Regions from separate parts of the Homo sapiens genome. Here region 1 is linked to region 2. Evidence: read pairs that join two places in POLR2A ChIA-PET (ENCODE). Cell type or tissue: HepG2. All regions are shown on one strand. Links, peaks and the distances in the headings refer to the core of each region. The heading gives the core; the rest is flanking DNA.

What was found. Peaks named below come from ENCODE experiments on the same cell type or tissue, not always from the same donor. Only the 100,000 strongest peaks of a DNase experiment are listed, where the experiment ranks them.
Region 1: POLR2A ChIA-PET joins it to region 2 with 5 read pairs; 1 of 35 experiments calls an interaction of 5 or more read pairs at or near these places.

Annotation. Positions count from the first base shown.
Region 1 is chr5:5,022,181-5,029,208 of GRCh38, reverse strand. No RefSeq gene overlaps it. Among named protein-coding and RNA genes, the nearest start is that of LINC01020, 8.7 kb to the left of the region's middle. RefSeq lists enhancers at 2,451-2,530, 2,541-2,720, 2,731-3,120. In HepG2, for the core only: no CTCF peak of the experiment used is centred there; a DNase peak (open chromatin) is centred at 3,238; H3K4me3 peaks cover 1,243 bases.
Region 2 is chr5:5,410,892-5,417,919 of GRCh38, reverse strand. All of the region lies in intron 2 of LOC101929200 (a long non-coding RNA gene), which reads left to right. Among named protein-coding and RNA genes, the nearest start is that of ICE1, 8.3 kb to the left of the region's middle. In HepG2, for the core only: no CTCF peak of the experiment used is centred there; a DNase peak (open chromatin) is centred at 2,729.

The sequences.
Region 1 (7,028 bases), core at 672-5,671, 390 kb after region 2:
GCCTGATTGCCCTGGCTAGAACTTCCAAAACTATGTTGAATAGGAGTGGTGAGAGAGGTCATCCTTGTCTTGGGCCAGTTTTCAAAGGGAATGCTTCCAGCTTTTGCCCATTCAATATGATATTGGCTGTGGGTTTGTCATAAATATCTTTTATTATTTTGAGATATGTTCCATCAATACTTAGTTTATTGAGAGTTTTTAACGTGATGGGATGTTTAATTTTATCAAAGGCCTTTTCTGTATCTATTGAAATAATTATGCGGTTTTTATCTTTGGTTCTGTTCATGTTCTGGATTACGTTTATTGATTTGCATATGTTGAACCAGCCTTGCATCCCAGGGGTGAAGCTTACTTGTTCGTGGCGGATAAATTTTTTTGATGTGCTGCTGGATTCAGTTTGCCAGTATTTTATTGAGAATTTTCACATTGATGTTCATCAGGTATATTGGCCTGAAGTTTTCTTTATTCATTTTGTCTCTTCCTGGTTTTGGTATCAGGATGATGCTGGCTTCATTAAATGAGTTAGGGAGGAGTCCCTCCTTTTCAATTATTTGGAATAATTTCAGAAGGAAGGGTACCAGCTCCTCTCTGTGCCTCTGGTAGAATTTGGATATAAATCTGTCTGGTCCTGGGCTTTTTTTTTTGGTTCTAGGTTCTTAATTACTGCCTCAGTTACAGAACCTGTTATTCGTCTATTCAGGGATTCAACTTCTTCCTGATTTAGTCTTGGGCAGGTGTATGTGTCCAGGAATTTATCGATTTCTTATAGATTTTCTAGTTTATTATGTAGAGGTGTTTATAGTATTCTCTGATGGTAGTTTGTATTTCTGTGGGATCATTGGTGATATACCCTTGATCATTTTTTATTGTGTCTATTTGATTCTTCTCTCTTTTCCTCTTTATTAATCTAACTAGCGATCTATCTAATGTTTTTTTTTTTTTTTCCCAGAAAACCAGCTCCTGTATTCATTGATTTTTTGGAGGGTTTTTTGTGTCTCTATCTCCTTCCATTCTGCTCTAATTTTAGATATTTCTTGTTTTCTGCTAGCTTTTGAATTAGTTTGCTCTTGCCTCTCTAGCTGTCTAATTGTGATGTTAGGGTGTTGATTTGAAATCCTTTTTCTTTAAAAATGTTGAATATTGGCCCCTAATCCCTTCTGGCTTGTAGAGTTTCTGCTGAGAATTCTGCTGTTAGTCTGATGGGCTTCCTTTTTTAGGTGACCTGGCCTTTCTCTCTGGCTGCCCTTAACATTTTTTCCTTCATTTCGACTTTAGAGAATCTGATGATTATGCATCTTGGGGTTGATCTTGTGGTGGAGTATCTTAGTAGTGTTCTCTGTATTTTCTGAATTTGCATGTTGGCTTGTCTTACTAGGTTGGGGAAGTTCTCCTGGATAATATCCTAAAGTGTGTTTTCCAGCTTGTTTCCATTCCCCTTGTCTCCTTCAGGTACTCCAAACAATCATAGGTTTGATCTTTTTATGAAGTCTTATATTTCTTGGAGGCTTTGCTCATTCCTTTTCATTCTTTTTTCTCTAATCTTGTCTGCATGCCTTATTTCAGCAAGGTGGTCTTCAAACTCTGATATCCTTTCTTCTGCTTGGTTGATTCGGCTATTGTTACTTGTGTATGCTTCACAAAGTTCTTGCGCTGTGTTTTTCAGCTCCATCAGGTCATTTATGTTCCTCTCTAAACTGGTTATTCTAGTTAGCAGCTCCTCTAATCTTTTATCAAGGTTCTTAGCTTCTTTGCATTGGGTTAGAACATGCTCCTTTAGCTCACCATATTTTTTTGTTACCCATCTTCTGAAGCCTACTCCTGTCAATTCATCCATCTCATCCTCCATCCAGTTCTGTGCTCTTGCTGGAGAGACCCTGTGTTCATTTGGAGAAGAGGCACTCCCGCCTTTTGGGTTCTCAGCATTTTTTCATTGATTCTTTCTCATCTTCATGAGTTTGTCTAGTTTTGATTTTTGAGGTTGCTGACCCTTGGATGGAGTTTTTGTGGGGGCTTTTTTTTTTGTTAGTGGTGATGCTGCTGCTGTTGTTGCTTTCTATTTGTTTGTTTTTCTTCCAATGGTCAAGTCCCTCTTCTGCAGGGCTGCTGCAGTTTGCTGGGGGTTCACTTCAGGCCCTACTCATCTGGCTTACTCCAACACTGGAGAACAGCAAAGATAGGTGCCTACTCCTTCTTCTGGGATCTTTGACCTCAAGGGGCACCAACCTAATACCAGTAGGATCGATCCTGTATAGGGTGTCTGACAACACCTGTTGGAGAGTCTCATCCAGTTGGGTGGGATGGGGAACAGGACCCATTTAATGAAGCTCTTTGACTGTCCCTTGGTGGAGGGTGTGTACCTCGCTGGGGGAAACCCACTCATCTGGGCTGTCTGGATTCCTCAGAACTACCAGGAGGAAAGCCTAAGTCTGCTGGTCCACAGAGACTGTGGCCACCCATCCCCCAGAGGCTCAGGCCCAGAGAGATCCAGGTTCTGTTCCTGAGCCTCTGGCTGGAGTTATTGGAGTTTCTGCAGGGAAGCCCTGCCCAGTGAGGAAGGATGAGTCAGGGTCAGGCCTGAAGAGGCACTCCACTGCTGACTGCCACAGCCGGCGTGTTGGGCTGTTGGGGACTCATCTTGGGACCAAGCAGTCCAGCCTCCCTGGTGCCAGCAGGGGAAAAGCGCAGCCTGGAGCTATAGAGATAGATGCTGCCCTTCCTCCTCCCAGGGAGCTTAGCTTGTTAGGCGGTTGTGGGTCCCAGTGCTGGCTGCTGCCCCTCACCCAAGGAGCTCAAATGGTGTAGACAGCAGGCAACTGAAGCTCTGGTGCTGGTCGCCCCTCCCCCCGGGAGATCAGTCGGCTTCAGCAGATTCCAGCTGAGAGGCTGTTGAGAATCTGTGCAGCTCTGGGGTTGGGGGATGCCAGGCCTTGGTGGCCTGGGTTTGTGAGTAAGATCTTCTGATCCATGGGTTGCACAGTTCCGTGGAAAAAGCACGTTTTCCCCGTGAAGGACTAAGTGGCTAAGTTGGCTGGACTTCCTGAGTCAACAGGGACTTCCCTAAGGGGACTTTCCCCTAAGCCAAAATAAGTCATAGCTGCAAGCTAAGGGACTGAAACTTCAACCAATCATATAGGGAGTTTAAGCTCTAGCTGCAGCCTGACGTTTTTAACCAATCAGGCCCGCCAACCCACAAGCAGATAGAAAATAAGCTAATTCTATAGGACAGAAAAAGGAAAAGGGGAGGGGTCATGAGGGGATATAAGCATAAGACACCCAAGCCAGAAACTGCTACCCTTCCCGGTTCCCTTCCACCAAGTGGAAGCTTTACTTTCGCTTTTGCTTTACTTTTGCTTTCGCTTTAGTAAATCTTGCTGCCACACACTCTTTGGGTCCGCGCGTTTCTCCAATCGAGCTGTAACACTCACCGCTGTGGTCCAAGGCTTCATTCCTAGAAGCCCGTGAGACCATGAGCCGACTGAGAAAAACCTTCGATTGGAAGAAGACTTCTCGTCTCACCCGGCTGGGTAGCACATTCACTCACCACCTCCCTTGGCTGTGGGGAGGGGCTTCCATGCCCTGTGTGGCTCTCGGGTGGGCTGTCGCACCACACTGCTCTTCCTTTCTCTTCACGAATCACGCAAGCCTCCTAGTCAGTTCTGATGAGATAACCTGGATATCTTGGTTGCCGGTGAAGGATTTACATGCTTATTATGGTTTTTTTGTTGTTGTTGTTGTTTGGTTTTTTTTTTGATGGGAGCCTCAGATCGCCGCTGTTGCTAATCATCCATCTTGGCCCTGCCCCCACATTTCTGCAAATTTAAATATGAGATTTGTCCCCTTAGGTGCACAGTCCAGACCCCATCCAGTCCAGCTCCTTTTAAAGCCACATGGAAAGTCAGCTGAGAATGGTTTGGGAGCCCAGGCTGCGCTGTCTTCCTCCCTGGCCTATCCCTGATAACTCCTACTATTGAAACGAGCCTCTAATCTGGTCTTCTGTATTCTGTTTAATGTCTTGGATGCTTCTTTTTTTTTTTTTTTTCTTAGCTTCTCCAGACTGATGCTTCCTTCCTCTCAGGGGTCTTCCTGTTCCTTCATTCACCTTTTCTCCATCACTTCCTCCCCATCACCGCCACCAGGTGACATCCCACAACCAGCACAGCCTCACTGATCCCATGGATCACAGGTGCTAGGCAAAATCTTGCTCAATAGAAAACTCACTCTTGGTGATAACTCACTGTTCTATTTCATCTGTTCCGTTGGAGCTGGGAGCTCAGTGAGCACTTGCAAGGAAGCTGGTGTTGGGCATCTTGTCCATTTTTAAGGATGAAAATTTGCCCAGTTTTTGGGTAAACACAGGCCAGCTGTCCTGGGATGACAAAAAGTCCACCATCCCATGACTTTCATGTAGGTTTGGGTTTTTCATATTATTTGGGTCTTTACCTTGGTTCCTGACTCACAGATTCAGATCATGTTCACTTCTTTGGTTAATCACAGTGTGATTAGCGAGGGTCAAATGCAGGTGTATGCGCTCATTGTAAGCCCCGTGAGTGTGGTGATGTACCAACCCCACGACAGGGGTAAAATGGTCTTAATTTACAAATGAGGAAACTGAAGGAGGCACAGAGATTTCACAATGGGGCTAGAAAGACTTTCCTGCACCAATACCCTCAATCAAGCTATACAAGGCTTTCTAAACAAACCACAACAAATATCTCACTCATTTAGATCCAGACATTCTCAGAGGCGATCATTTGTAGCCATAGAGTAAACAGTGCGGGGAGAGGCAACGATCTTGTCTGGGGTCTGGATCTTCCATCCTGTACCTAAACTGTGTGGTTCTCCATGTTGGGTTTCAGGAGACGGCACTGAGGAAGAAAGCTAAGAGGGTTGTCTTGACTTCCAAATAACGGGATGGAATAGATGGCATAAAGTTGAAAATGTGAATAAACAGGTGGCCTTCTTCCCTCTGTGTGTCTCTGTGACACTTCTCACTTTATAAGGAAAAGAGTCATTGCATTTAGGGCCCACTTTAATCCAGCATTGCCTCATCTTAACTTGATTAAGTTTTCAAAATCCCTGTGTCCAAATAAGAGCACATTCACAGGTACTGGGGATTCGGACTTGAACACGTCTTTTTAGGGTGACACAATTCAACCCCCTATAATGAAGGAGAAAGGAGGTGATATACAAACACAAGATGAAAGCTCTGTCTCCAATCCCCTGTGGTTAGAAAAGTGTCAGATTCCTTTATGGAATAGGATTGGCCATGAAATAAGACCATGCCCACAAGAGACAGTTGGCTAATTCTCTACGTTAATTACAAATCCGTCTGCATATTGGAAAATTTTCACTTCAGTTGAGCCCCTTGTGTCCATATTGTAGACTCAAAGAATTCCACCAGAAGATGAAAACCACACACACTTGAATTAGTTCTATCAAACCAGTGTTTCTGATTGCTCACAGCTGCCTGATGGTAGCTACAGGAGTCCAGCAGATCTTGCTCTTTCACCTCCCTTACTACATTAATTCAAATTAATTAGTTAATTAGCCACTCAGTTGGATGCTTTGTCAAGCACCAAGCTAAATACTTAAAGGGAAGTTTGAATCCCCTTGTATTTCACTTATGTCATGAAAAACACACAAACACAAACAGAAAAAAAAAAACTATTTGAGGATATTTTCCCTTTGGTGTTTCATATTAGGTGAGTGGTTGGGATGATGTCAAAAGGTCTTTGTGAATGTCACACACGTGCTGGATTTTGCAGTGTACACAAGACATCTACGCGAGGCTTTTAGTTCTAAAGGATCCCCACAAGTTATTCAGAGACTAAGAAATAGTTAGATCAATGTCCTTTGGCATCCATTTTAACTCCCAACACACGTTACACTTTTCTATATATTTGAATCTGTTTTACATTTTTTAGATAATATTTGTAGTTCTCTTAAAAAAAATACCTAATTCTCATTAAAATCTCTCTAGTTAGTACTTTTTCTGGGAGAGGATTTTGAATTTTTTTAACGCAGTTGTGATATTGGAACTATGTTTTTATAAATAGGTGTATCTGGGTTTTCATTTAAATAATTTTTATTACAAAAATAATGACATGCTATTTTGAAATACCTCCTTGCAATACTTTTTATCCCATTATTATTTGCTTCTTGACTTTGTTCACTGAGTAAATTATTTGCTTCTTGACTTTGTTCAGCATATAATTTGCAACACAATAATTACTGTGTTATATATACTAATCTACATAACCACTCATGTTTAGAAAAACAATTTCATAGGCCACAATTATTTTAAAAAATATTTCTTCATGTAAGAAATAATGTTAACCCATTGTCATTTTCTAGATGGCAGTTATTTTAATACCATTTCTTAACTAATCTATATATTGCCTTAACTAATTTATATATTCCTCCCTTCATTTGAAATTCTGTCTTCATTAAATATTAAGTTGCCATGTGTACTTGGTATGTAGCTGGGCTCCTTGCTCTATCAGTCTATCTTTTAATTCTTCTTTAGTATGAACGGTTTTAGTTACTGCTGCTTTATTTTATATAATATTATTGAGTGGCAAGGTCCTGTTCTCCCTGTGTTCAGAATGTTCCTGCCTAGTTCTGAATTATCCAGAAGACTGAATTTTCAACTTCCAAAAATGGTGGAAATTTTGATTGCGATTTCCTTTAATTTACATAGTTACGTGAAGAAATCAATATACTTAACATACTGTCTTAAGTACCAAATCTACTCTTAATTTATTCGAATATTTTCTGTTTTCAGAAAGATTTTTATAGGTTTACACATGTAGTTATTTGTATATCTGGTTCATTTATGGCTTTAGAGGAATTTTTTAGGACTTTGGTTTCTATCAATGGCATGGCTGCAATTGTAACCTAGGCCTTCAAGATTCCCCTTTTCTGGGGCTCATATGTATATTCATTTTATATAGAGGATGATGATGGGCCAGTGTTGCAAGACATATTTTACTGAAAGATTCATATTATCAGTTCCATAAAAGAGTAGG
Region 2 (7,028 bases), core at 758-5,757:
AGCGGCATACGAATTGGGTCTGCAGTTTCTCTGACACACGCAGAGCCAGCCTCATAGCATCCCCTCGGAGATACCAGCAAAGTTGGTTTCCCAGCTCCACAGAGCCCTGAGTCCAAGAGCAGAGGCCTCAGCACCAGCCCAGAAGGTCCCTTCTTCATATGTCTGAGTGTGATTTCTGGGTGGCAGCTCCTCCACATTTCTGAGTTTTGCTCACTCCTTCCTCCTTCTTTTATTCTCTCCAGCCCAAGGTGTCAGCTGCTTCTTGCGGTGGCTCCTCCTGTGATATTTTAGTGTTTTGCTTTTACCTTTTCTCTCTTAAAATAATCTGGGTGTAATGTGGGTCTCCTGGCTGAGCTCTGCCCCAGTCCTGTGCGGAAGATGCTCTTCCGTCCCAAGGAGCTCGCTGCAGGAGAGAAGCCCACCCCACCAGCCTGTTCTTTGTTCTTGGACTATGACTCAAGCACTTTGGGAAGCCAGGTTACAAAGACTGCATCTTTTTCTCCTGATCCCTTCTCCTACCCCAAGCTTGGAGGGGTCACAAACAAGCTGGTGAATAAGGAAAATGTTGGAACAGAGGAAAAGCCTGTCTTGCCCCATTCCCACCCACCCACACCCATCTTGCTAGCGTCTAAGAACGGCCACCAGCTCCATGGGTAAGAAGCTAAGTTGAAGACAGGAAATAAGTGACAGCACATCACACTGGACTGTGTTGTCTCCGAGTGACTGGAAAGGCTAGGGTGTGTGCCCAAGACTGCATCTGGGGTAAGAAGGAGCCCAGAGGACAAATCCCACAGACAGCAATGATTTAAAAACCAAGACATGGAGGAAGTGACTTTATGATCATCTTCTGCTCAGTACTGCCCTTGCTGAGGCATGTGCAGCCCCTTCTCCTCCTCCTCCTCCTCCCCCTCCTTCCCCCTCCCTCCCCGTCCTCCTTCCCCTCTCCCTCCTCCTCACCCTCCTCCTCCTCTTCCTCTTCATCCTCCTCCTCCTTCTGACTCACCTCCCAATGAATTCCTCAGTTGTTGTGTGTGCCCAGCTCTCATCCTTCACAGTGCACAGCTCCAATCAGCCCCTCTGCAATATTGGGCTTGGCGTGCAAGTGGCACCCCCTTCCATCCTAGGCAGTAAATCCAACCAGTTCTCTAAGGTCCATTCAAGTCCAGTTTCTATGGGAAATGTCCTTGATAGAGTTTTGAATATCAAACTTTTTTGGTTTTTTTTTTTGGTATCATTCTTGGTCCTTCCCTTTTTTTCCTTTGTCTCCTCGCCACATATAAGCAGCATGAGTTCTGTTGGTAAGATAGCTGTCTGCCTGTCCCACCACAGCCATCATGGTCGCTGCCATCCCTGGCAGCCGGTTCTGTCCTGGGTCCTGCGAGGAGCATCTCCCTGCAGCACGATGCCTGCATGTGCCCCTGTTCTCCCACTTGCTAGGACCGAAAACTGAGGAGTTTGTCTGACTCCTCTTTACTCCCACGCCCTGTCACGGGGTCAGCCAGCCATAGTCAGCATGTGTGTGACTCCCAGCACCTCTCACTGTGTGCATCATCCTCTCCAGTCCTTGTGCCCTGACATCCGTGCCAGTGGGCAGAACCCACTCTACTTACTGTCATGTCCCCAACACCCAGACCGTGTCTCCTAAACATCAGTTACCAAGAAATGATTGCTGAATCAGTAAGCTGAGTGAATTAATACATTAATATGTTAAACAGCTGATATCTGGGTAAAAGTATAATCCAGTGAGGTTAAAAAGCAAAAGCTGCAGCAATCATGCTCCTTGGTCTTTACCGAGATGAGTTGAAACTTAACATCACACACAATCCTGCACATGAGTTGAAACTTAACATCACACACAGTCCTGCACATGAATATTTAAGCAGCTTTATTCAGAATTGTCAAAACATGGAAGAAAGCAAGATGTTCCTTTAGTAGGTGAATGGATAAATCAACTGGGATGCATGCAGACTGAATTAGTCTGTTCTCACACTACTATAAAGAACTGCCCAAGACTGGGTAATTTATAAAGGAAAGAGGTGTAATTGACTCACAGTTCCACAGGGCTGGGGAGGCCTCAGGAAACTTACAATCATGGAGGAAGGGGGAAGCAAACATGCCCTTCACATGGCAGTAGGAAAGAGAAGTGTCAAACAAATACGGGAAAAGCCCCTTATAAAACCCTCAGATCGTGTGTGAACTCACTATCATGAGAATAGCAACATGGGGGTAATCACCCTCGTGATTCAATTACCTCCCGCTGGGTCTCTCCCACAACACATGGGGATTATGTGAGCTACAATTCAAGATGAGGTTTGGGTGGGGACACATCCAAACCATATCACAAACCATGGAATATTATACAGTGCTAAAAAATAAATGAGCTCTCAAGCCATGAAAAGGCATGGGGAAACCTTAAATGAACATTACTAAGGGAAAGAAGTCAACCTGAAAAGGCTACATGCTGTGTCCTTCCAACTATATGGCATTCTAGAAAAGGGAAATGATAGAGACATTTTTAAAAAAAAAAAAAAGTGGTTTCCTTGGTTTGAGATAGGGGAGGAAGGGATGAACAGGCAGAAGGATTTTTAGGGCAGTGAAAGAATTCTGTATATCATAGCGGTGGATACATGTGTTACATTTGTCAAAACTCCTAAAATGTCCAACACTGAGTGAACCCCAATGTAGACTATGAACTTTGGCGTGACACGTAACAATGTGTCAGTGTAAACTCACTGGTTATAACAAACGTACCACTATGAGTGTGGTGTTGATAGTGGAGGAGGCTGTGCATGCATGGGGGCAGGTGGTATATGAGAACTCTGTCCTTTTTGCTTGATTTTGCCGTGAAAGTAAAACTGCTCTAAAAAATAAAGTCTCTTTGGAGAAAAAAAGACAACAAAAACCAAGAGCAAACTTCCAGGCAGTGGGAGTAATGACAGGAAGTCTCCCTATCTGGAGTGAATGTGGCATGTTAAAGCATCAGAAGTCAGCTCAGGTAACCCAGACTATAGTGAACAAGGAGCCACTTGGTATTGATTTACTTAAGAGGAGGGATGGGGCACAGGCCAGATCATGTAGAGTCTTGTAAGCCAGGGTAGAAAAGTTTTAGATCTTTGAAGAGGTTAAAGAAATGGAGTGGCATAATCTGACTTTACTTTAAACATATTTCATACTGCCTCTCATGGGAGATGGACTGGGACAAGGCAGCAGAAGAAGCCAGGACACCAGGGACCAGGCTGTGATCCAGGACACAGAGAATGGAGGCATGGCTGCAGTCCTGGCAGTGGAGTTAGATGGAAATAGAAGGAGCGAGGATCCCAAAGTGTATTCCAAAGAGGCTGTACTACATCCTACCAGCAGTATATATGAGTGTCCAATTCCTCCCCTTCCTTGCCAACACTAGATATAATCAGTCTCTTAATTTTAGCCAATTTAATATGAGTGTGGTAGTAATTCCTCTTGTGTATTTCCTTAATGCACACTTCCTCAATTTGCTTTTCTTTTTAATTAATTAATTAATTTTATTTTACTTTAAGTTCCAGGATACATGTGCAGAACGTGCAGGTTTGTTACACAGGTATACTTGGGCCATGGTGGTTTTGCTGCACCTATCAACCCATCATCTAGGTTTTAAGCCCCACATGTATTAGGTATTTGTTCTAATGGTCTCTGTCCCCTTGCCCCCCATCCCCGACAGGCTGTGGTGTGTGTTGTTCCCCTCCCTGTGTACATATAGTCTCATTGTTCAACTCCCACTTAGGAATGAGAACATGCGGTATTTGGTTTTCTGTTCCTGTGTTAGTTTGCTGAGGATGATGGCTTCCAACTTCATCCGTGCCCCTGCAAAGGACATGAACTCATTCTTTTTTATGGCTGCATAGTATTCCATAGTGTATGTGTACCACATTTCTTCATCCAGTCTGTCATTAATGGGCATTTGGGTTGGTTCCATGCCTTTGCTATCGTAAATAGTGCTGCAATAAACATACGAGTGCATGTGTCTTTATAGTAGAATGATTTATATTCCTTTGGGTATATACCCAGTAATGGGATTGCTGGGTCAAATGGTATTCGTGGTTCTAGATCCTCAATGAATCACACCACACTGTCTTCCACAGTGGTTGAACTAATTTACATTCCCACCAGCAGTGTAAAAGCATTCCTATTTCTCCACAGCCTCACCAGCATCTATTGTTTCTTGACTATTTAATACTCACCATTCTGACTGGCGTGAGATGGTATCTCATAGTGCTTTTGATTTGCATTTCTGTAATGATCAGTAATGATGAGCTTTTTTTCATATGTTTGTTGGCCACATAAATGTCTTCTTTTGAGAAGTGTCTGTTCATATCCTTTGCCCACTTTTTTATGGGTTTTTTTTTTTTCTTGTAAATTTGTTTAAGTTCCTTGTAGATTCTGGATATTAGACCTTTGTCAGATGGGTAGATTGCAAAAATTTCTCCCTTTCTGTAGATTGCCTGTTCACTATGATGCTAATTTCTTTTGCTGTACAGATGCTCTTTAATTTAATTAGATCCCATTTGGCAATTTTGGCTTTTGTTGCAATTGCTTTTGGTGTTTTCATCATGAAGTCTTTGCCCATGCCTATGTCTGGAATGGTATTGCCTACATTTTCTTCTAGGGTTTTTATGGTTTTGGGTTTTACATTTAAGTCTTTAATCCATCTTGAATTAATTTTTGTATAAGGTGTAAGGAAGGGGTCCAATTTCAGTTTTCTGCGTATAGCTAGCCAGTTTACCATTTATTAAACATTGCTTGTTTTTGTCAGATTTGTCGACGATCAGATGGTTGTAGATGCATGGTGTTATTTTCTGAGGTCTCTGTTCTGTTCTGTTGATCTATATGTCTGTTTTGGTACCAGTAGCTGCTGTTTTGGTTACTGTAGTCTTGTAGTATAGTTTGAAGTCAAGTAGCATGATGCCTCCAGCTTTGTTCTTATTGCTTAGGATTGTCTTTGCTATATGGGCTCTTTTTTGGTTCCATATGAAATTTAAAGTAGTTTTTTTTTCTAATTCTGTGAAGAATGTCAATGGTAGCTTGATGGGAATAGCATTGAATCTGTAAATTAATTTGGGCAGTATGGCCATTTTCACAATATTGATTCTTCCTATTCATGAGGATGGAATGTTTTTCCACTTGTTTGTGTCCTCTCTTATTTCCTTGAGCAGTGATTTTTAGCTCTCCTTGAAGGGGTCCTTCATGTCCCTTGTAAGCTGCATTCCTAGGTATTTTATTTTCTTTGTAGCAATTGTGAATGGGGGTTCATTCATGATTTTGCTCTCTGCTTGTCTATTGTTGGTGTATAGGAATGCTTGGGAGTTTTGTAAATGTTTAACATACATGTATTATATGATGCAAACATCCCACTTCTACATATTGACCCAAGATAAATGAAGACATTTGACTATATAAGATTCGTACTGGCTGGGCATGGTGGCTCATGCCTGTAATCCCAGCACTTTGGGAGGCCAAAGTGGGTGGATCATCGCAGATCAGGAGTTTAAGCCAGCCTGGCTAACATGGGAAAACCTCATCTCTACTAAAAATACAGAAATTAGAGGGGTGTGGTGGTGTGCACCTGTAGTCTCATTTACTCTGGAGGTTGAGGCAGGAGAACTGCTTGAACCCAGGAGGCAGAAGTTGCAGTAAGCTGAGATCGCACCACTGCACTCCAGCCTGGGTGACAGAGCGAGACTCCATCTCAAAAAAAAAAAAAAAATTAATACTCATGGGAACTTTATATGTAATAGCCAGAACTTGAAATCAAGCCAAATGTTAACTGGTGAATGGCTAAACAAACTGGTGAATGGCTAAACAAACAAATGTTAATGGGCAAATGGCTAAGCAAACTGTGACATTCATATTTTATTGTGGAATTGTATTGCATTCTATTGATAGTATGCAAACAGTTTCCCAATAAAGAATGAATGAATTATTGATATATGCTACAAAATTATTGAATCTTATGCTGCATGAAAGAAGCCAATAAAAAAGAGTACATACCATGTGATTTCATTTACGTAAAATTCTAAAAAATGCAAACTAATATATAGTGACAGGAAGCATATCAGTGGTAGCCTGGGGATAGTAGGGAGAAGCAAGAAAGAGGGGTTACAGAAAGTCCCAAGGAAACTTTTGCAGATGATGATATGTTCATTATCTTAATTATGGTGCTCATTTCACGGGCATATACATATGTCAAAACTTATCAAGTTGTGCACTTTAAATATGTGGGGTTTATTATATGTCAATTATACTTTAATAAAGATGTTAAATAGAAAGTAAATGCAAGGTAATGACAGGGAATTTCAAATAAAATAACTGAAAAAAAAAAGAAGAAGGAGTGAGGATTCATGCAGTTATTGCCAGCAAGGCAGTCATGGGGATTACATGTAGAATTAAGGAAAATCATCATGAGCGACTCCTGAGATTCCAGCTTGAACCACTAGAAAGTAAGAGTACAGAAGGGGTGGGAAGTTGTCATCCTGAACTGGGAATGAAGAGTCAGCTTTAGGCAGGAAATTGAGATGTGTTACTTCAAAGATACCTGTAACTCAGAGGAGATTGTTTACTTTCTTTCTAGATTTAACAAAGAAAGATCACACAGCTCTTACAGACGTGGAGACTTGGAAGTTCAAGGTTTAGGGGCTACATCTGGTGAGGGCCTTCTTGCTGGTAGAGACACACTGTAGAGGTCCAAGGCAGTGCAGAACATCACATGGTAGGGACTCAGCAGAGATGGCGAAATTGGCTCTTAGTATAGATCTGTTCTTCTGAAAACCAACCCGTGCCCTCTATAACCCATTAATCCAGGACTAGATTACTCCACTCACCTCTTAAAGACTCCACCTCTTTTTCTCTTTTTTTTTTTGTTTTTGTTTTTGTTTTTGACTTGGAGTTTCGCTCTTGTCGTCCAGGCTGGATTCCAATGGTGCAATCTGGGCTCACTGCAACCTCCGCCTCCTAGGTTCAAGTGATTCCCCTGCCTCAGACTCATGAGTAGCTGG